Linked DNA regions of Homo sapiens: all the other regions are linked to region 1. Evidence: chromatin loops called from intact Hi-C (ENCODE). Cell type or tissue: PC-3. All regions are shown on one strand. Each heading gives the region's core, and the rest is flanking DNA. Links, peaks and the distances in the headings are about the cores only. Region 1 has its middle 100 kb from the start of LINC01427. Region 2 has its middle 89 kb from the start of LINC00261. Region 3 overlaps LOC105372562 (a long non-coding RNA gene).

The links. Peaks named below come from ENCODE experiments on the same cell type or tissue, not always from the same donor. Only the 100,000 strongest peaks of a DNase experiment are listed, where the experiment ranks them.
Region 2: it touches region 1 in a loop (2.9-fold over the local background); 2 of 110 quality-filtered maps call a loop at or near these places.
Region 3: a loop joins it to region 1, with 3 times the contacts of the local background. A loop is called at or near these places in 10 of 110 quality-filtered maps.

Annotation. Positions count from the first base shown.
Region 1 is chr20:22,381,875-22,389,755 of GRCh38, forward strand. No RefSeq gene overlaps it. Among named protein-coding and RNA genes, the nearest start is that of LINC01427, 100 kb to the left of the region's middle. In PC-3, for the core only: a CTCF peak has its summit at 4,322 (motif pointing right); a DNase peak (open chromatin) is centred at 5,817; H3K4me3 peaks cover 311 bases; H3K27ac peaks cover 1,705 bases.
Region 2 is chr20:22,485,689-22,493,569 of GRCh38, forward strand. No RefSeq gene overlaps it. Among named protein-coding and RNA genes, the nearest start is that of LINC00261, 89 kb to the right of the region's middle. In PC-3, for the core only: CTCF peaks have their summits at 4,682 (motif pointing right) and 4,884; a DNase peak (open chromatin) is centred at 4,693.
Region 3 is chr20:22,449,791-22,457,671 of GRCh38, forward strand. LOC105372562 (a long non-coding RNA gene) reads right to left here. Exons shown (of 4, transcript XR_937337.3): 3 at 3,461-3,698. Among named protein-coding and RNA genes, the nearest start is that of LINC00261, 120 kb to the right of the region's middle. RefSeq lists an enhancer at 6,213-7,027. In PC-3, for the core only: CTCF peaks have their summits at 3,661 (motif pointing right) and 3,861; a DNase peak (open chromatin) is centred at 3,651.

The sequences.
Region 1 (7,881 bases), core at 1,788-6,787:
TTTTATAGTTCAATGTTTGGGGGAAATACAGTCCCATAAGCAGGCCCCTATTCAGGCCCCTATCCAGCCTCCTCGTCCTTTTGCCTCCTCACCCCTTCCTAGGGCCCATACCTTGCAGTGCCTTGTGTGAAATTTTCGAAGGCAGTCCTCACTCACAGCCCCACTTGGAATGTCACAAGCATTTAGCAGATTAAAGGCTCTGAAAAGCCCTGCAGTAAAGTAATGTTTAACTTCAATTAAACCACCCTCTCTCAAATTCACTTGACTGCTAAACTCTTTTTCAAAGAACACCTGTATGTATTCCAAAAAGTTCTGGATTAAATATTGTTAACCTCTCAAAGAACACAGGGTGGGGCCTATTTATCCTCTGTGTGCCTTCAAATCCCAGGAGGCTCAGGCCTTTTCTGCAATAAAAAATGTATTCATAACTCTTTAATTGCTCTCTTCCCTTCTTCCTCTCTGACTTATTTGTATAATATAAAGTTAGTGCGCTATATTTGAATAACATGGATAGAAATAAACTTTTAATGCCAGAACCTCCTCTCAAAAAAAAGTGGTAAAGCTAGAACTCTCACTGTAGTTGCCTGTAATTTAAAGTGAAAGGCTCCAAACAGGTGTTTCCCCTGGAAGAAATGTTCAAGCCTTGTTAAGAGTCTATAATATGTCAATATACACTGTTAAAAGAGATGACAGGTCATGTGCCACATGACAACAGTTTAGTCAAGATAGACTGCATATCAAATAGTGGTCCCATAAGATTATAATATTGTATTTTTAGGGTAGCTTTCCTATATTAGCTATGTTTAGATACACAAATACTTACCGTTGTGTTACAACTGCCTACAGTATTTGGTACAGCAACGTGCTGCCCCAGTGTGTAGTCCAGGAGCAATAGGCTAATGCCACATAGCCTGGGGGTGTAGCAGGTTCTACCATCTAGATTTGTGCAAGTACACTCCATGATGTTCACACAACAGCAAAATAGCCTAACAATGCATTTCTCAGAATATACTCACTCGGTTAAGCAACGTGTTTGTACTTTTCTTGTGACTTGAATCACTTCCGTTTTAAATCTGTAAGAAGCTGAAATACTATATCCTCTTTCTTTCTTTTAATAAACGAGTAGGAGACAGTGCACCTGGGCTCACTCGTCAGAGAGGCTGACCCATGTGAAAGGCAAGGAGTCCTGCCCCAGTCACTCATGCCTGTCGCCCATTATTTTAGTGAATTGTGGTGAAAACCCCAGCTCCATATAGGCTGGCTGTGTCTAGATGGTACAACTGAGTCAGCTGGGGAACACACAAGGCAGCATTGCAGACCATCATTGCAAAATAGCTGTGCATTCCTTCACCTGAGCTTTTGTGACGGGTGCATTGGGTTGGTAAAATGACTAAAATTATTCAGTTGCCCCTGTTCCGGTTGTAGAAAAATGCTCTTCACACAAGGAATGTTTTTGTGGTTTGCCACATTTGGAAATGTCAGCTACTTTGGAAATGCTGTATTTAGCCTCAAATCCCACACCCATTCAATGCTGTTAACCAGATCTCCAGGGTGTAGCGACAGTGCAAGTCCATGTATTTTGAGATCTATTAATACCTTTTGGTTACCAAGTGGCATTTGCTTCCCGTATATTGCCATGAAACAGAACAGCAAGGTCCAAGTTTGCCCTGGTTTATGAAAAGGACCTCATCGTACTGAGATAGTTTGTCAAAGTTAAAGTTAAAATCCCAGAGGGGCTTTCTTATTCTCCTGTCCTCCCATGAATTTTTGATGCATCAGAAAATCACATTTTAAAGGCATGAAAGTGGGGTGAAGCAACAATTTTCACCAGAACTGTGAGTGTGAAGGAGTGTGTGTGTGTGTGTGTATGTGTGTGTTTTGTTTCTCCAAGTCTGTTTAATGGGAATACTCAATGTTAAGTCTCCCAGTGGTGCCTGAACTTATATATGGTAATATTCACATAAATGCAATATGTGCTTCCCTTTTTTGACATATATATAACTTGTCATTTCATTTCTTGGGACTAATAGGCAAAACTAATATTTCTAGAGAAATCTGAGAAAGCATGTGTGTGCTGTATACACGTGTATGTCCCCAGAGTGTTTTATTGCTTAGAAACCAAAAGGGATCACAAGATTAGAATCTGTGCAGGGCAGCCTAACCTGACCCTGTTCATTGATTCATTCATTCATTCAGTGGGATTTGAGTGCCAACTGCATACCAGGACTATCTGGATGCTTCACTGAATAGAAACCACCCACTGGACTTATTTTGGGGGAGTTGGTAGGGAAAGGGGAGGATGACAGACCATGAAGACAATACTTGAGTAAATTGCTCTCGGCCCTCCTCTCACCCCAAGGGCCCTCTTGGGTAGGGAGGGGTTGGGAGGTCCTCTCCTTAAGGGAGGGGTCTCTCTCAAGCACCTTCCCCCTGTAGCTAAGCAACCCCCAACTAGACCATGTTACTTAAGGGCCTGGCTCAGGTCACCTGCCCCCTTCCCACAACCCCACTCTCCCCGAAATGCCAACCTCATCACTGTGCTGATTCATTCCAAGCCATCCCCTGAAACCTAAAATCCTTTAAAATGCCTCTACCTCTTTCTTTATTAATCCACCCATTTTTCAGATCACCGAGGTACTTTCTGGATGCAGAAGCAATCGGAGTGTCTGCTGTCTGGCAGCAGCTGGTCTCTAAAATTGTTCAGGTCATCATGTCAGATCTTGAGATCGGGCTGAGAATGCGCTTCCTGGCTGGATGACTTGGGTCTCATTTGACTCTGTCCAGCGAGAGACACAGCTCTACTCTTTCTCCCCACCCCAACCCACCCCTCAGGTGCTCTCTTTCCCATTTCCACTTTCTGGATGTGAGGTCTACCCAGACCCTCCTTTCCCAGGTAGGCGGTGTCCTTGGTTTCGGGGGTATGTGGCCCAAATCCCCTCCCTTGTCCTGCCCCAGTGGGTTACAGGAACTTTCTTGCCCACCCCCCACCCAGATACGAGGGGCGAATGAGTGAGTGTCCAAGTCTAACTCCCATGTGAAACACTTTCTATGGAAAAACTAAACTCCAGTTGGTAATGAGAGGGAGACACCACATTCATTCATTCATTCATTCCAAAAGCATTCACCAAGAACTTTCTGGGTACCAGGTCCAGGCAGCCAGGGATCCTCCTGGCACTGAGAGGCACCAACAGACAGCACAGGACTGGCCCATGGGGTCACCAAGGGAGTGCAGGCTTAGTGGAGGGAGTTCCGTCTTTGCCTGGGGAAAGGAGGCAGTTTACTTAAGGATTAGCTGCCCCCACCTGCATGGAAGGTACCTTCTACTCTTCCACAATGCAGGCTATTCAGGTCTGAAAATAACACCGTGTTTCCGGGCCTGGGCCTTGAGCCCCAGGCTGACCAGAAGCTAACCAGCTTGATCTCACATTAGCAGCTTCAGCTTGTTGGCTCACTGGGCAGTGATAACCATGCCAGGGTCTCTTCCAGCCTAGACAGGCTGATTCTATGAAATAAACAAAAGACATCTGAGATGTTTTTCTCATCTGAGACACGGGCCCCTGGGCAAACTCCCCACTCCTGCCCAGAAACTGAGGCCTTCCAACCCTTTCTCCTGTACTCCAGAGCCCCTGGAGGGAGCCTGGCTGTGCCCTTCAGGGGCATTCTCCACTCCCTGTCCTGGTGAAACCTCAAGAATGAAGCGCTTCCTTTTCTGAGAATAGCCACCACATTATTCCATTCATGACCCCATGCTTGCAGAAACGCCATGGTCCTGGAAGCAGCTAGAATAGCATTGTGGCTTGCCAACAGTCCCATCTGAGGGTCATTTATTGCACTTCTCTGTTTCACTTTCCTTGAATATATGGACAAATGCAATAGTTTGTGAAAACTAAAGGTGAAATTTCATATTGCTTGTATGAAAGCAAAATATCCTGCACGAAATAAACTTTCCAACCCTCTTTTCTCCCTCCCTTTTTCCTCTCTGTGCCCCCAACCCCTCCCGCCTTTTTCTCTGCCCTGTTCTTTCTCCTCGTCTCCCTCTCATCTGGCATGCCTAATCAATGGTACCTAATCACTCCTCTACAGGCTGACAGATGAGAAGTTCACTGTATAGAGATGGGTTTCAGAAAAACTGGCAACATCTGTCCCATTCCTAACTCCACCTGATAACCAGTTGTGTTAGTAACATGGTAGAATTCAATTTTGTGTTTTCTGTTAAAAATTCAAGTGCAGAAATCTGGCTGTCCAGGGACTAGAAGAGCGTACCTATCCTGTCTCCTTTGCGAGTACCACTTGGGTGGTTTTTCTCTCCTCTCCTTTAGATGGCACCAGTTTATTGCAGTGTGGCCACCCAGACACTCCCTTCTGCTACCTCAATTAGTATTCATTGTGCAAAAATAAGAAAATTCCTTCATTACGCTGGTGCCTGGTGGCAATCTGATAACTAAGGCGGTGCATCTGCATTTCCATTATAAACCACATTTCTCACTTAGGGTTGTCGCTCAGCAATAAAAACTTGCTAGCAAGGTCTTAACCCTCGGACATTTAAAAATAAACATTGCATTTAGCTTTTAAAGGGTCTGTCTTTTCCTAATTATATATGTCAAGTCTGAGAATTTTTTTTTCTCCATGTGACCAAAAAAGAATTAGGACTTTATCTAGGTTTTTGGAAATTTCAACAAGGTATCAGTTTGTATTAAAATAAAATGCAAAAAGTGAAAGGTATTTCAATAGAAACCAAAGAGGAATATAATCCTTTTAATTTTGAAATTTATCTTCCCAGAGATGTGAATGATGGATGGTCTATTCTATCACCTTCTACTTTTTGTGTCTCTGGTCAAACCTGCTACAATAAGGCAAAGCTAACATCTGCAACAATTAACCAGAACTTCGTCCACAGTGCATTCCTTTAGGAATCACCTAGATCCTCACTGCATTTGCTTCTCCACTGTTTCAGGAGAAACTCAGTCATAAAGCGAATGCAGAGGTGAGGGCTCCTTGTCGAAGGCCTCAGCCACCCACATTCACAGTAAATGGAATTACCTTCTTCATGGGCCCACTTCAAGACTCCTGTGTTTTTCACAATAGTTCGTATTTCAAGTATTCTGTCCTGTTATCAGGCATTGTATCAAATCATGCATCCTGTTTTTTGATCATAAAAATATCTGGCCTGGAAAATATCTGGTCAGATTGGGTTTCCCAGTCTGGAACTTTTTCACACACGGCTTCTACATGAACCAACCAAAATAAAATCTCAAATCAATGTTGGCTTTCTTTCATCTGTACAGATACTCCTTCTTTTAAAAATAATTTGAGATTGGTAGTTACTTAAATGTTTTCTGTTTAACTCTCTGAATGTCATTAAAATTGGAATTTGTGAATTAACATAAAATAGCAAAGTCGTAGATTTTCATCAATTATAATGCTTCCCTGGTCTATATTCACTTTGTGTGATCAAGCTAAAATGTCTCAGGTACACATTTGAACTGATCCACATAGAAGAGTGACATTTGAATGTTTGTTACTGATCTCTCTCCATCTGCTATTAGCTGCTATTGATGTTAAGTGATACCAGTTTGCTCAACTGAAAGGCAGATTTGGGATTAAAGCATAAACAGGTCACAGTTATAAGAGAAAAGAAATGTTGCGCACCAGAGTTAATTGATTGTTTCTCCCTCTTGGGCAGCTTCTGAAATGTATGCAAATGACTAGAGCCACAGATGAAAGAAAGAAGTGAAAGAGAGAAAGAAAGAGTCACACACACAGGTTTTATGGGTCTGTGCTACTCCCTGAAAGTATATGTGATGCCTTTGAAAGGGTATTCAGAGATGAATCATGAGAATGGGAGTAGAATTACTTGTGTGTGTAACTGACACAAATGTGGAAAACAATTCCTTTCTCTTCCTTGTGTTGGCTTCAGACTGCAATCCCCATTTCCCAACATAAAAAAATAGCTAGATCTTGAAATGCCAATTTAATTGTAAGTCAAGATGGATCACCAGGAAGCCTCAGCTAGGCAGGACTTGCCCAAAGTGAGGTGGGGATAGCGTTGGAGCAGAGTAGCAGAAAGAAATTGTGCAGAGAAAGCAGGGTTGGTAAGGTGTATCACAAAGGAGAGTTGACTCTAGGTTGCAGCACTGCAGTAAATTATGAGGAAGAGGATGGGTGCTGTCACTCACAGCTAAGTCAGTTAGGAAAGTCATGAAAGAGAAAAAATGCACCACTATGGTGGTGCTTGGGGTAACTCCCATTATTCAGTGAAGCGAGTTGGAGCAGAAACTTAGGAGGCCACTGAGGTTTCAGAGTGTAAGTGACTGCAGAAGGATAATTTTCACCCAAAACATCAGCATGGAAAAGTGTAACCACTATTGAAGAGGTTGAGAAACTTATTTTATAACAAAACCATGTCTATAACTAAATGTGTCTGTGCCCTTTTAAGTTGCTTGGGGATGGAACCTGCTGACTAGGAATTATACCCCAATTCACTGTGGAGCAGGGGTCCCAAAGAGTAGCAACAAAAGATCAGGTGAGGCTGGGTGCGGTGGCTCACGCCTGTAATCCCAGCACTTTGGGAGGCTAAGGCGGGAGGATTGCTTGAGCCCAGGAGTTTGAAAACAGCCTGAGCAACATGGCAAGACCTTGTCTCTACAAAATTTATTTTAATTAGCCAGGAGTGGTGACATGCACCTGTAGTCCCAGCTACTTGGGAGGCTGAGGTGGGAGGATGGCTTGAGCCCAGAAAGTTGAGACTGCAGCGAGCCGTGTTTGTGCCACTGCATTCCAGCCTAGGTGACAGAGGGAGATCCTGTCTCAAAAAATTTAAAAAAAGGTCATGTGGGTCTCTAAGCCAGAGATGCACCTGACCTCCTCCTCTGCCAGACACACTCCTATTCACCTTTCAAGATCCAAGTCCAATATCACCTTACACCTGTTTGGATGGCTATTATCAAACAATGAAAGAGATATTAAATGTTGGCAACAGTGTGGGGAAAGGGAACCCTTGTACACTGTTGGTCAGACTGTAAATTGGTGCAGCCATTCTTAAAAACAGTATGGAGTTCCCTAAAGACATTAAAAATAGATCTACCCTATGGCCTAAATATCTATCTTCTGGGTACATGCCCGAAGGAAATGAAATCATCACCTTTAAAGATATATGCACTTCTCTGTTTACTGCAGCACTATTCACAATAATCAAGATATGGAAACAACCTAAGTGTCCCTTGACAGACAAATGAATGAGGAAACTGTGGTGTGGCCAGGATGGTCTTGATCTCTGGATCTCATGATCCACCCGCCTTGGCCTCCCAAATTGCTGGGTTTACAGGCGTGAGCCACTGTGCCTGGCCAGGAATATTATTTAATCTTTAAAAAGAAAGAGATCCTGCCATTTGCCACAACGTGGATGAAACCGGAGGACATTATTCTAAGTGAAATAAGTCAGACACAGAAAAAAAAATTTGCATTATCTCAGTTACATATGGAAGCTAAAAAAAAGTCAAATATACAGAGATAGAAAATAAAACAGTGGTTATCTGGACCAGGGGTGGGGTGGGAATAAAGAGATGTAGGTCCAAGGAACAAAGCAGCAGCTATACAGAATGAACAAGTCTAGAGCTAAGGCACAATAAGGGGACTACACTGATGATATTGTACTGTCCTCAGGATTTTTCCCAAATTGGTAGATTTTAGCTGCTCTTGCCACACACAAAAAGAGGGTAACTACCTAAGATGATGGATATGTTCATTTGTTTCACTACAGTAACTATTTTACTACCTCTATATATCCCATAACATCATGTTGTGTACCTTAAATACACATAATCAAAATTATTTTTAAAAACGAGACAGAGAAAGAAACACTCAACTCCACATGCCCCACCC
Region 2 (7,881 bases), core at 1,956-6,955, 100 kb after region 1:
GTTTCTTTACATTTTAGTGCAGATATTTTCTGGCTTAAAAACTTAAAAGCTTCTCTTTTTAAAAACTTGGCAAAGGATTTTTCTAACCTACTTTTTTGAGATAATTGTAGATTCATATGCAGTTTCCAAAAATAATATAAGGAGATTCCATATATTCTGTGTCTGGTTTTCCCCAATGTAACATCTTATAAAATGATTGTACAATATGCTAGCCACAATATTGACATTGATAGAGTCAAGATAGAAAGCATTTCTGTCACTACAAGGGTCCCTCATGCTGTCTGCTCGTAGTCAAACCCATTTCTTTTCCACCCTATGCTCTCCTTAACCCCGGGCAACACTAATCTGTCCTCTTTATAACTGTGTTATTTCAAGAATGTTATAGTCATGGAATCACACAGTATAAAATATTGGGAGAAGGAATTTTTTCCCTTCAGCATAATTCTCTGGAATTCTTCTAGGTTGTTTCATGTATCAATATTTTATTCCCTTTTATTTCTGAGTAATATTCTATCGTATGAATGTACCACATTTTACTTAATTTATTAGAAAGACATCTGTGTTGTTTCAGTTTGGGGCTGTTATGAATAAAACTGCCACAAACATTTTAACTTTTGTATGAATATAAGTCTTCATTCCTCTGCTATAAATATCTGGGAATGCAATTGGTGGGTCATATGGTAGTAATGTGTTTACTTTCAATGAAATTGCTAAACTGTTTTCCAGAGCGGCCGTGCCATTTAACCTTCACACTAGAAGTCGAAGAGTGATTCTGTTTCTCTGCATCCTCAACAGCATTCGTCATTGTTACTATTCCTAACTGTAGTTTTAATTTGCATCTTTTTATGGCTAATGATTTAGTTAATCCATGATGACCTTTTAATTTTTTTATCCGCAATTTACATATCCTCTTCCATGAAATGTCTTTTCATGCCTAACTTCCAATAGAATTGTTGGGGTTTTTTATTGTTGACTCTCTCTCTCTATTGCCCAGGCTAGAGTGCAATGGTGTGATCCCGACTCACTGCAACCTCCACCTCCTGGGTCCAAGCCATTCTCCTGCCTCAGCCTCCCGAGTAGCAAAAGTTCTTTATATACTGTATATTTTAGTCTCTCTGAATATGTGGTGTGCAATTATTGTTTTTCCAGTCTATAGCTTGCGTTTTCATCTTCTTAACAAGTCTTTCATAAAGGAAAAGTTTTTTCGATAAAGCCAAATTTATGTTTTTCCTTTCTATGTATCATGTTTTTGGTTTGAAGTCTAAGAATTTTTTACCTAGTCTTAAATCCCTAAGATTTAATATTAAGTTTTATTCTAAAAATGTTATAGTTTTACATTTTACATTTAAGCCCATAGTCCATTTTGATTTAATTTTTGTCCAAGTTTTGAGTCTTAGGTCAAGGTTCATATTTTGTCAATGGATGTCCAATTACTTCAGCACCATTTGTTGGAAAGGCTATCTTTCCTCCACTGAATCTCTTTTGCAACTGTGCAAAAATTTCTGGGACTTCTTGGGTGGGTCTATTTTCAGGTTTCCCATTCTGTTTCATTGATCTCTGTGTCTATTTCTTTGCCAGTTTTACAGAGTCTTGATTACTTTAGCTACATAGTAAGTCTTAACATCCAATAAACTGATTTCTTTTGCTTTGTTGTTTTTCAAAATTGTTTAATCTATTTTTAGTTCCTTTGCCTTTCAATATAAATTTTAGAATAATCTTGCTCATATCTATGAAAAACATCTTGCTGATATTTCCATAGGAATTGCATTAAAGTTGTATGTGAATCTGGGGAGAACTGGCATCTTTGTTAGGTTGAGGCTTCCAACTCATAAGCACAGGATGTGTCCTTGATTTCAATTAGCTCTTCACTGGTTTCTTTGACCAGCATTGTGTAGGCAGCAGCATAAACGTCCTTTACATGTTTTTTTACATTTATACCTAAGCATTTCTCTTTTTTTGAGCAATTGTAAATTATATTATATATTAATTTTGGTGTCCATGTGTTCATTGCTAGTATGGAAAAATACAATTAACCTTTTTATATTTATCTTGTATTCTGCATTGTTGAACTCACTTATTAGTTCTAAGAGATTTCCTACAGATTCCTTCAGATTTTTTATATAGACAAACATGTCATCCACAAATAAACGCAGTTTTCTTTCTCTCTTTCTCATATGTATGTCTTTTATTTACTTTTCTTGGCTTGTTGCATTGGCTAGAAGCTCTGGCAGAATGTTGAATAAGAGTGGTGAAAGTGGACATTCTTTCCTTGTTCCCAATCTTAGGAAAAGTGTTCAGTATTTCTCAATTAAGTAATCCTAGGTGTAGGTTTCTGTAAGTGGTCTTTGTCAAGTTAAGGATGTCATCTTTTCCTATTTTTCTGAGAGCTTTTATCATTAATGGGCACTGAATTCTGTCAAGTAGCTTTTCTCTGTAGATTGATATAATCACGTGATTTTTCTTCTTCAATCTATTAGTATGGTGAACTGCATTGATTAACATTCAATATTAAACCTGCCTTCTATCCTGGGAATAAAACCCATTTGGTAGTGGTGTATAATTCTTTCTATCTATCACTGCATTTTATTTGCTAATATATTGTTAAGGATTTTTTGTTTACATTCATGAAGGTCTATAATTTTATTTTTGAACTGCCCTTGTCTGGTTTTGGTATCAAGGTAATACTAGTTTCATAAAATAAATTGGAAAGTGTTTTCTCTCTTCTCTATTCTGGAAGACATTGTATAGAATTGGTGTTAATTCTGCTGTACCCATATGGTAGTATTCTCCATTGAAACCATCTGGGATTGGAGACTTCTCTTTTGGGGAGTTATTAAATTAAAATTTCAATTTCCTTCATTGTTATAAAAGTATTCAAATTTTCTGTTTCATATTGGGTAAATTACGTTTTTTTTTTTTCAAGAAATTTGCCCATTTCATTTAAGTTGTCAAACTTATGTGTGTAGAGTTGTTTATAGTATTTCCTTTCTATCCTTTGCTGTCTGGAAGGTCTGTAGTGATTTCTCCTGCTTCACTCCTGAGATGGTATTTTGTGTCTTCTCTCCTTTTCTTTGTCAGTCTTGCTAGTGGTGTGTCAGTTTTATTAATCTTTTTAAAGAATCAACTCTTTTTTTCATTGATTTTCTTTATTGCTTTCTGCTTTCACTTTCATTCAGTACTGACTGTATTTTTATTAATTTATCCCTTCTTCTTGCCTTGGACTTATTTGCTCTTCTTTTTCTAGGTTCTTGAGGTAGGAGCTTATATTATTGAGCTGAGAATTGTTTTTCTAATGTGTGCACTTAGTACTATGAATGATAAATGTCTGTCTCTCTTAGCACCACGTTAGCTGTGTACCACAAACATTGATGTATATTTTCATTTTTATTCAGTTCAATTTTTTTTTAACTTGGAGCTTCCTCTTTGACCTATGTGTTATTTAGAAGTGTATTGTCTAGTTTTCAAGTATTTGAAGATTTTCCTCTTATCTTTCTGTTATTAATTTCTATTTTTATTACATTGCAGTCAGAGAACACACTCTCTATGATTTCAATTCTTATAATTTTTTGAGATTTGTTTTATTGCCCGGGATATGGCCAAAATTGGTATTGATTGATGGTGTTCACCTTTTCTCTTTTTCTTGGTCAATCTAGTTAAAGGTTTGTCAGTATGTTGATTTTCACAGAACTAACTTATGGTTTTGATAAACAACATAAAGATGTTGGAGAGCAAGGAGGCATTGGAAATAAACCAAAAGCTGAGTTTTCATTTTGGCCACATGCTCTTCATAATTGTTTATTTTTGGTTTGAAATAAATAAATAAACAAATAAATAAAGGGTTTTTATGTATGATGCTTGTGCTCTAAGTAATTCGGGCAAGAGTGACACCACTGCCTGCCTATCAGCACTTGCAAAGAAAAACCAATTACTGTCAGCCCCCTTCAAAAAAATGTATCTGCTAAAATTGCTTGATGACATGGAAATCCACACTGAGGTGCTTATACCCAGGGGCAACCAAGTCTCCCCTGCAGCTGGGGCCTATAACCATATTTCCTTCATTTCACAAAAATCAAAAGTTTAGGAACCACGAGGAAGGAGCAAGAATAAACACCACTACAAACCTCAAACCAACAGCGCTGAGAGATTACAGCAGCCTCACCCTGCCATTTGGGGCTAGAGACTGCTCACATTTATTCTGTGGTCAGCGTCCATTGGAAAGCAACGCAGCACACACCACGGCTGTGTTTGAGCTGATATTCACTAACACTGAACTAACTGCATTCCAATCCAAAGACTTCGCAAGTGCCCTCTTTCTTAACTGGGAATCTGGCAGAATGTTATATTTAAATATCAAACGTTGTTAATCATGTCAGCGGTACTTTAGTTTGGATAAAATGTCTTTCCTATTGTAGCTAATTGCTTGAATATCTGCAGACTGATATACTCTTTGTAGACATTTATGCTGTCCTCTTTTTATAACTTTATTTCATTTTCTCTTCATTTCTGGTGTTGACTCAAAGGGCCTTTATCACCTCATGCTGATAATCTGTGCTTTATGGCCGCTGGTGTGATTGGGAGCAGTTGAAGCCGCGTGCAATAATACACACATATAAATATTTGAACAGGAAAAAGAAGGTCTGTCTGATGTAGACCAAGGAAGAAATGCATTTAAACAAATAATGCCACTAGAGGGACCTTGACTCTGAACCACGAATAGGCAGGGTCAGACTTGGAAGGGCACCCTCTCATTGCCCGGCTTGTACGGGTGGGCGCTAGTGCCACGGCCCATTTTAAAAAGCAGGTTCTTCCAGGCCCCATGGCACAGGGAGCCGAGCTGGGTCCATGCCAGCAGGCTTATGACGTCATTGTTGTAGCTTGCTTATTTGGTCAGGATCACTAAAATAATTCCCTTTGAGAAGAATAAATTTGCTCTTGCAGAAAGTTAAAGACCTGAGAGGTTTTAATTAGTTTACCCTGCCCTCGCCTTTGGTCGCCAAACGTTATTGCAGAGTTCAAAGAACATGATGTTGTGTGTCTCCCTTTCCCATTTTTGCGTGGGGGCCTTTTCCCCCTTTTTAGCACCTCCTGTGAATAGTTGAAAATGAGTGGCAAAATGACATTCGACTTAGAAAGTAAGAGCACCAGGAAGCAAAACTGGAGGCAAACACAGCAGCTAATTTCACCAGGCATAGCTGGTGCTGTCCGCGGTTGTCCCTGACAGCGCGGCCGACACAGAACCACCTGTGTTTGCTCACTAGCTTTCCCCAATCTGCGAGAAAATGGCCCGGGCCGGTCACATGGCAGCCAGATAGGCCAGGCACCATGGGAATACAAAAGCCGGAGCTTTTAGCAGAGTTAATCATTAATGCGCCTTTTCTTTGTCCCATTCAGGAGTGCTGACAGGGCTTTGATAGCCTGTATTTGCCATCAGCCGGCTGCAGTCCTAGCCAGGTACTAATGAGACCCCTGGCTCCAGGCTCCCTGGCAGAGCCCAGAGCCCAGCCTGGACCCAGGTGCTGCCATCAACCTGAAGCCTGCCTGCCCCCTGAGCTCCCTCCTGCTGCCCGCTGTGCCCCCACTCCTTAGGCCTTGTTCTGGTTGATCACCCACCTGCCTGGAATCCTGCACGTTTCTGCAAAGCATCTGCCTGAGTTCAGCGAAGCAAGGCTAGGAAATGTGTGATTATAAAGCCCATAATCCTCTCTTCCCCTGTGTCATCCTTCCCCCAGCTAGGAAAAAAAAAAAAAAAATTAGAAAGCTAAGCTGAATTTTTTTTTTGTTTGTTTGGATGTGTACCAAGGATGGATTGTTTTGCCCTAACATCAGTGGGGTGTTTTCTTTCCAAAACTTAGCTTAGAGAGTCACCCACGGGTATATTCTAATATTTCCACTCAGCAAGTAAAATGCAGGTGTCCCTGACAGCAATTTTTTTAAATAGAAAACCTCACCTTAACATCCTTAATGGTAAGTAGCTTGTGTGTCAACATGACTGGAGCTAGGGTGAATGAGAACCACATTAAAACCTTCCAGCTACCAGTTCTTTTTTTTTTTTCTTTTTTCTTTTGTGATGGAGTCTTGCTCTGTCGCCCAGGCTGGAGTGCAGTGGTGCGATCTCGGCTCACTGCAACCTCCGCCTCCTGGGTTCAAGCAATTCTCCTGCCTCAGCCTCCTGAGTAGCTGGGACTGCAGGCGCATGCCACCACTCCTGGCTAATTTTTGTATTATTAGTAGAGATGGGGTTTCACCACATTGGCCAGGCTGGTCTTGAACTCCTGACCTTGTGATCTGCCCACATTGGTCTCCCAAATTCGGTTCTTTTATTTGAAATCACCACCCTCCCAAGAACGAGATATCCCAACCTTCTGATTTTATGCTTGGCCTCCAGCGTGCTCAAAATGTTCTTCAGATTTGTGCTACCATCTTACCACTAGCCTTCTCAAAAACATAAACCACAAATGCACCATTGTCCTTTAAGAGTAGTTGAAAACAAGCAAATCAGCATCTTTGAAACCTGGCTTAATAAAGAATAGAGATTTTAAAGTTTGAGGGAATTAAAGAGCAGAGATTTTTTTCTAGGAACTGTACACATGAAAATTTTGCTGATGGCTGCTGATGATATATAAAGGCATTGCCAGTAAACGTATTACACTAAATGCATGGTACTGCCAATGGTTCTCATATCTCCCTTTCTCCAGCGTCAAAATACCTTTAAAGATCATATCCAATTGATCTTTACAACATCTAGGGCATATTGGATGATGTCAAATTGTATTGCTATCTTTTTTTTTTTTTTTAGCAAATGAGGAAGCAAAAGTTGACTTGGAAGTGAAACAACAGACGGATCAATAGATCCCAGAAGGATGTGATTGTGTGGCCACTATTTCGGGATGGAGTGACAGCTTGCCATTGCATGCTACTTCATGCACCTTGTGGCCTGGTTTCATTCTTAAGGAAATTGTCCATCCTCCCTCAATTTTACTGGGCACCTTCTATGTACTGCAGAGCACTTGGCTCTAGAGGGAGCAAAGACAGATGTAATATGGTTCCTGCCACTGAGAAGCAGTTCAGAAGGCACAACATGTACTACAAAAAAACACAGCTCAGGGAGAGAAAGTGTATGGCATTTCACTGCTGTATGAAGAAATGCCTAAGTACTTTCATCCTGGCAGAGGTTAGCCCCAGATCTGAAAACTCTCCAGAGGAAGGAAAAGCTGATGATTTCAGAGGTCCTGGATGTTAGAATGTGGAAGGCACCCAATTCAAATAATGTTATCAGTTTTAACATAATGAGCAGCTCCATAGTGTCATCGGCTTTTATTTTTTTAAATGCTCTTCATACAGGTAGCATGAACACAGTTTATAACCTCTCTATTCCATTTGATCACAAGCTCTTCAACCACAGATTTGTACATAAGGTTAGAGTTGACTCTACTTTTTAAAAATTCCATCTTTGAAGTAGAATGATAGTTACCAAAGGTTGGAAAATGGGAGTGGGGGAGTGGGAAAGGGGAGATGGTCAATGGGTACAAAAATATAGTTAGAATGAATCAGAGCTGGTATGTGATAGCACCGTAGGATGAGTACAGTCAACAATAATTTATTGTGCATTTAAAAATAACTAAAAGAGCATAATTTGATTGTTTATGATGCAAAGAAAGGATAAATGCTTGTGGTGATAGATATCCCATTTACCCTGCTATGATTATGACACATTGTATGCCTGTATAAAAATGTCTCATGTATCCCATAAATATATACTCCTACTATGTACTGGCAAAATTTAAAAAATTAAAAAAAAAATCTTTCTTTGTTCCTCCACCACATGCAGTTGGTCTAAAATACAACCTTTGGCTTTGAAGGAGGCAAAGCTCTTGACTAAGC
Region 3 (7,881 bases), core at 960-5,959, 67 kb after region 1:
GATAAATCAACAAAAGCCCTGTTTGCACAACGCAAGCCAAATGCAAATCCCTCATCCTTGAGAGTGAGTCTAATGATCATTTTTCAGTGTTATAAAAGGTGCCATATCAATGCATCTTACTAATTCTCACCTTGGCTTCTAAGAAACCTCCTCTGGCTGCCTTCCTTCAAAGAAAATCCACAGATAAATAAAACCTCTCAAGGAACACCATAGGTGGTAAACACATCTGAGGGGAAAGAAAATTGCTTCAGGATGCAGTTAGCGGGCATATTCCCCACTATCTCTCCCTTGTATTTGGGCAGCCAGTTCAACCGTGTGTGCTTCTTCATCTGCAAAAGGGTTTTAACATGGATCTGATGCAGGCTCTGAGAGCAATTTAAATAGCGTGGCTAAGACCTTGTTAACCTCTCCTTGTTATGAGCTGGGACTCAGGCATGTGGCCGAATCCATATAACCCTCTATTTCCTTACCCTAGGATGGTTGAAAGGATTAAATGCATTCACTTATTTGTTCCTTCACCCAAGAAATATATATTTGGCACCTACTCTGTGCCAGAAACAGACTGGGCTTGGGATACCCAGGTGAACCAAACAGTTGTGGCCAAAGGAAAGAAGGTTAGTGGCAGTGAGGCAGTGAAAACAAAGAGACGAAGACAAAAAACTGAGGCTGACAACGTCGGCATGAGCCAAACCATACCAGGCCTCAAAGGAGCTTGGTGTTTGTGCTAAGAACTATTGGAAACCACTAAAGGGCATGAAGCAAGAGAATGAGTGGCATGAGAAGAAATTAGGAGGCAAGTGGAGAATGGATGAGCTAAGTGCCAATAACAAGGTCACCAGACCAGTGTCTGGCACAGCACAAATGTTCAACAAATAGAAGTTCTTGCCGCTCCCCTTGCACCCATCCCCTCAGAAGCCAGAGTTATTATCCTGTCCTTAACCACCTCCTCTAAGGTAATATTACCTAGTAACTGTTAAGCTATTACCTGCCTCCATGATCCAATTATCCACTTGGGGGCAAAGATCATTTCTTCTTTGGGAGGAGGAAATTGGAAATTAAGTTTTATGATCTAAGGTAGAAAAGGCTTCTGTTTGACAAGAATCATTGTAAAATTATTGCACATTTCATATCAACGTGTGTAGCTAACTACTATACAAAAGAGGTTATGGGATTCTAGAAATGATATTTATGATCAAAGGCAGCTCAAATGGTTGGGCAAACGTGAAAGAGATATACACAGATATAATATAATCATGTGCCCTTAAAAACAAGTTGGCAGGTTGGCTCAGTCGATTTTTGGTAAATAGAGTAAGTATTTAAAATAACAAGGGCAGCTAATTAGGTATATATCCTATTCATGAAAATTTGCTATTATGTAAGACCTATGAGTTGTTGATCATAAGACTTTATTTTGAAAAACGTTGGAATATATATGTTTATAAAGATAAATGCATCTAAACAATTGTGTCTGGACAATGAGATTTCTTTTGTGCTGTTTAAAATACACAAAAGATGGACAGAGACAGACACAGAACTATGTCGCCATCAAAGAGTTTCAAAGAAACCAATGACTAGGTGTTAGTTAGATGCTTTCAAAAAACTAAAATCTAAGAACCACCAGATGGGTTTATTTTGCTACATTTAGATAAAGACAAACAAAGAAGTGACAAACCCATTACTGGATATAGATTTAATAATCTATCAAGAAGAGTGATTTTTAAATTGGAAATTTGAAGGAGAGATTCAAAAATCCAGAATTGGTGAAGGGCTAAGAAATTGTCCAACTTTACAATGGAAATGGAAAGATCTGGCAGATGAAATCTTAGGGTTTTACTTGATAAGTAAAAAGAGAAACCAATCATGAGAATTGTCAGAAGGCTAGGAAGAAGCAAATGTTGCCATATCGTTCAAAGAATTATTAGGCTACATTCTGGAAATGATGAGAAAATTTGTAGTTGATCCCTAAGAAAATTCAAGAATAAAATTTCAATCATATGACTTCAGAGCTCTTAGAAAGGAATGAGCATCAGGAGTCAAAATAAGTTCACAACAAACAAACCCTTCCACATAGTTGTTGATGTTGGTTTTCATTGTGTTACCAAAGAGGGGGGATCAGGATCAGGCAATAGATCCACTGGGTATATTTCTGGGAAACATGGACAACAACCAGGAAAAAGAGAATTGTTCCAGGTACCTCTAAATCAGAAACGTTTATTGCCAAAGTAAAATGAAGATGAATTCCTCGCTGTGTTCAGTCATGTTTGGTAATCCATCTGCTTTATATTCAGGTTTTTATTCTGGGTTTTCTTTGAGCATGGGTGGACAAATCTATGTATAAAGCATTTCCTGCAAATTAGGCCATGCACAGTAAAAAGTTAACTTGTGACTTTCTAGACAAATGCCATTTCATATCATTACTCCTATTGATATTTATGCTATCCTTTCTAGCATATGAACAATAAGTTACTATCATTTTCTAGACAAATTAAAGCTTTAGTGACTTGTAGAAAAGCGATTGGGTTTGGAATTCGCTAAGCGATAATCATTCCATCGCCCTAGACTAGTAATGCTGGGCGAATGAAGTTAAAACTCCATGATGAACATGGAGAAAAGCACCCATCCTTTTGGAAGAGTTTTAGCTTGGCAAGGAAACTGGCAAGTTTTGCTTTAATGTAGATAGTGGTACCTGCATTCTCAACCAGAGCTCCATTCCAACATGGCCCCGGAGAAGCTCTGTACAGCGGAGCCCTCACATCATCTGCACTATATGTACACTTGGTCAGGCTGTGTAAACTTTGACATGTGGGTGTCAATCTTTCTCATATTTGCAGATGGCTTTATCAGAGCGTGATTAGTTTCCAGAACAAATTTGAGCAAAAGAAAACATTACCTACAGTATGTAAGCCAACAGACCAGCTAGTTTTCAGATTTGTCTATTTACATGGGCACTAGATGTTTTGCTAAGGCTCTCTAACACTGATGGTAATTGAACAGTGCCAGTGTGTTAGTGGAAGCTGATGAGTTGTAAAGGTTTTATAAACAACTAGGGTGGATTTGGCCACAGCCTTTCTAGTAATGTTTGTTAATCTCCCTGAGCAAGTGTGCACCTAACACAATGTAAATACTCCAGAATTTGGAGGTGTCAATAGTGTAACTTTTACTGTTTGTAAAATCATTCTTTGATATCATCAGTAAGTTTACTGAATGTCCCATGGCCAAATATAATAAAACCTTAAGTAAGCGCTTACAGAGAAATAAGGGAAAACATGTGTTTTATTTTTACCCCGCTGCATGTTTGTTAAAGGATCACCGTAGACTGATAAATAGAGTCATGACTGTGCCTGTGTGTAGATTTCCATCTGGATTTCAGTTAAGGCTAGTTTTACTCTATGCTGAGGAGGAAAAGTATCTTTACAATTATTAGATGGCTAGTTTACCTATTTCACTGAGAAAGACTTACCTTAGAACTTTCAGGGAAAATCTTTACTGATCTCAAATTATCAGCAAATTCAAAATTTCTTTAAGATTAATTTCAAGTAGAATTGAGGGTGTGGGTGTAGCTGGTAAAATCTGTGTTCAGAAATTCTTGTGCACACACCTGTTTTTGGGTGTGGCTGTGCTTTCCAATGATGTCAAATCCCATTATTCCTCAGCTCCCTTGTTAACCGCTAGAGGGCGGATCCATTTCCAAGGGTTTCCTGGGCAAGAGGGAAAATCCTTCTGAACATCAAAAGAAAAATAGTTAAAAGTTTTCTGTTTTTTTTCTCTTTTTCCCTTTTTTTTTCTGTGAAGAGTCTCATCCCCACCCACCCCCTGCATTGTTGATGTCTGTGAAAACTTTGGGAATATGCAGTGTCCTAGTGCATCTGATAAGACTACAGCCCCGGAGGTTAACAAGCAGCCCCTCTGGCTGCAGTATTGATGCAGAGGAAATGAAATGGCGGTGACATTTTAAAGAGGAATTTGTGAACCACAGATATGAGCATGGCTAGCGCAGCATAGTGGCACATAAAATCAATACAAATAACCCGAACCTTAATACCTTGATCCAGGGAAGAGACTAGCTTTATCAGACGCCAGGCGGGGAGCGGCCGGTGGGCCACCTGCGCTGGGTGTGCTATTGACCTACTCTGGAGAGGCGTTAAGCCAACCACAATTAGGAGGATTTCTTTTTTAGAGATGCCTTTTGCTAGAGAGAATTTTCTGGGGAAATGTGTGTCATAATAAAAATAATCTTTGAAACACCTCCTTGCAGCAAACTTGATCATACCACATTGTCATTGTCAAAACTAAGACACTATATTTTTTCTCCAAATTTTACAAATTGTCTCTGCTTTATATACACACACACACATACACACACACACATATGTATCTGTGAAAATCGTCTGAAGATGTACTGCCTTCCCCTTCTATAGTTTCTAAAGGCTGAGAATAAAACTTCTATTTTGTGAGATTACAATTACTGCTCTTACTGTTCACTGCAAGAGGAAAAAGTCATTTTCTCTTCTTTGTAGCATGAAATTCTTATTGTGCATAACTAAGTTTATGCAGCTAGCTAAAAAATCAATGGGAGCTAAGACCTGGCATTATAAAAGGGTGGGACTCTATTGATTGCAATATTAAATTTTCCCTCTTTGCATAATTTCATTTAAAAAACAGGCTGAAAAAACCTGTGATCAATTTAATTTGGAAAATGTATTTTTGAAGAATATCCTTTCTGTTTTTTGTTTTACTTCTTCTTGAGATGTTATGACAAAGAGCGACTTCATTTTTCAAAACTATGAAAACCCTTAAGCACAGGTAACACTGTTTTAGATTTTATAAGATATGTGGGGTAAACTCAGGAAATAGAGGTTGGGGGGAGGCACAATCTTTCCCATGCACATCTTTTTGGCAATTTTCCTTGTGTGTAGCTCTTGTCAGGTTTTATTTGCAAAGAATTAGAAGGCCATGCAAACACAAGACCTATCAGAGTGTAGATTACTCCTGATGTTGGAGTGGAAAACCAAGTATCCTCTGAAATCAATCTCCTGTTTCCAGATAGATGTATGAGTAACCAAGTGTCCCCCTTGAATAAGAAGCACAGATTTGGCTGAACAGAAATAGGGCAATCTTTCAATAGTGGGAGACTAACTCTCACAAAACAGAAAAAATAGAAAGAATTTATTTTCTTTGTCATATTCAATGCTTGAATGGAAAGCAAGTACCTGCCTTCTCTAGGTCTGTGTGAAGAAGAGGACAAGATGGTGGATTTCTTTCCATTATTAATGATTGACTTTTCAAAAGAGTTACTTCTGTCTTTTAATTCTGTAGGATGAGGGTGTCTGTGCACAAGAGGTGTTTGTTGTGTAGCACTTTGTCTCGATGAACTGTGATGTCATGGAAAACCCAACAGCCTCTCCTGGTCCACACACAGGAGTGTGGCTTGGTCTTAGGGCCAAACACATCCCAGTCTTGGCCTGAATTTCGGTTTCTCCCTGCCCTCACCTGCCTTGGACAAGCCAGGTGCACGAGTCCTAATGCTGAAAGCTCTCAGGAGACAAAACCCCTCCGTTCCGAAAACTTCCAAGTCCTGTGCAAATGCACGTATGAACCCAGGGCTTGAGAAGGTGAAAGCCACAGTGGCGTGGAATTGCATGTGTGAGTGTGTGTACAGAGTAACTCTGTTTGTTTGTAGGTCCTTAGTAGAAGGGTGTCTAATGTTGACTTTTTGAGGCTAATATTGTTTGAATTTTCTATCCTGACTCTAAGCCACCTTACAGAGGGCTCTTTTTCCCATGCTGTTTGTACACTCATTACCTTTTAAAATGTCTTGAAGTAGTAAACAGTTCAACAGTTCTCCCTTCCATCCACCCATTGTCAAGAATAATGGGGGCCAGACTGCCAAGTGCAGCGTTAGATGTTGTCGCCTGCTGCTGGCCCTGGCCATAAATATTTGGAGCTTTGGGGCAATCATTCGTACACACTATGCAGTTCAACAAATCCTTCATGAAAACCCAGTCGGTTACCCTGAGAAAAATGTGTGGCCCAAGACATATTTATCGGGGTGGATTTCTAGTAATGTGATTGACACAAGGCTCTTGTTTTTTTGGTTGATAATTTGTTGTAAAGGAAGTAAGAGATGGTGTAACATACAGGCTTTCTCTGCATGTGTGTGAATGTGTATTTGCATGGGTGTTTCCTTTCACTTGAATTGAACTCCTAAAGACCACACTGTATTTTTCCTTAGTTTGAGCAACAGAGAGAGGGTTGTGACTTTCTTCTCAGGGTAGAAAGAAAATCATTTAATTTTAGCCACTTTATTCCTGGTCTTTGTGTATGAAGAAATGAATCCACATCTCTATTCCTTTGGCTTAGGACAGGGCACGGGGAGGTGGGGTATGCTTGGAAAAGGCCAGGGAACAGGGGGCGTATCCATCTGACTCCTTGACATTCTTCCAGGGAGAATCCTCCTTTGTTCCTTCAGGCAAGTGAGTTAGAGAAGGCTTGTAATTACTACATTGTCACGTTAAATTAAAAGCAATGCCCTCCTGGTGGCCTGTCAGCTTAAGAGGCATCCCTCTCTTTCAGGGCTCTGATGTGGCTCCTGCCAGGCCCTTATTGTGCTGGTGAAAAGGCCAAGTGAGTCTCAGCCTATTCCCATCCAGAGACATTCTGGAGTAGGATCCTGGTACATTTCTGCCTTAGGGTTGTGTGTGAGTCTGTGTGTGTATTTTAAGTTTGAAAGCAGACTGGCTTGGCTCTTATACAATCTCTACTCTGAAGTACATCTGGCAAAGACACCGTGGCTCTTTGGAGGCTGTTGATTCCACGGTGAATAGAACAGGGCCAGCATGCCCCGGGATGAGGCATGTCAAAGGAGCATCCAACCGCAGTCTCCAGGAGGAAGGTAGGAGCCAATGCCATCACTAGGGACCCAATGCCTTCTTTGAAAATTACCTTCCTTGTGGACTAACGTGTTTTCAGGAGAAAACCATTGCATTATAACTAAAGGCTGCATAGAGACCTTGTCAGCCTCAGCCTGAGATGACAGTATTCAGAGCATATCCTTACCTGGACAAGGACTTTGGGGTTCAGAACCTAGTTTTGAAAGAACTAACCTCAAATTCCCATCTTCAAATGTCTCTGAGCAAGAACTTGGACAAGTCGCTTGGGCCCCGTGAATCTCCTTGCAACCTACCAGAGACTATTTTCTATGTTATCTGTTGCAGCGACTGTCAATGAGCTTATATGAGTGAAGCGAATTCTAAATTGCCAAGTAAATAAAGATTTGGTATTTAGGAAAGAGAACAGGCTATCTAGTGTGTTACCTGTGTTTGGAAGGAGTTAAAAGGAAAATGCTTGATCAAGGCAAGAAACAAGGTTAAAAGTACTCAAGGCTTTTTTCCCAGAAGTTTTATCGAGTCTCATTAGGGAGTCTAACATAGAAGGGTCTCCCTCTAAGCAGACTAAACTGCTGGCATTTACTGCAGGTTATAAATAGAGAAGCAAATCTCTAAAACTAGTTTAGGGTCATGGAAAGGACTACTTTCAATCAATTCCTCATAAATAATATTAGGAACATAATTTCTAATAAGTTACTCTTGCACATTGGTTTCTCTGAGAAACAGACACTGAGATAGAATTGGGAGTGCAGAGTTTATTGGGGGATAACAGTGTTAAAGCAAAAGGGAGGAAGGAAAAAGTTGGAAGGGTCATTGGACCACAGTGCAGACCTGGCAAAGTCTGTGTCCACCACAATGGGAGCTCAGAGAAAAGGCGACCCCTTGGAAGAACCCCTCACTGGGCAGAAGTTGCAAGGATCTTGTACCACTGCTGTGCTCTGGCACTGGCCAGGGGCTGCCCTGTAAGAGCTCACAAGCTGAGATGTGTCTGGAG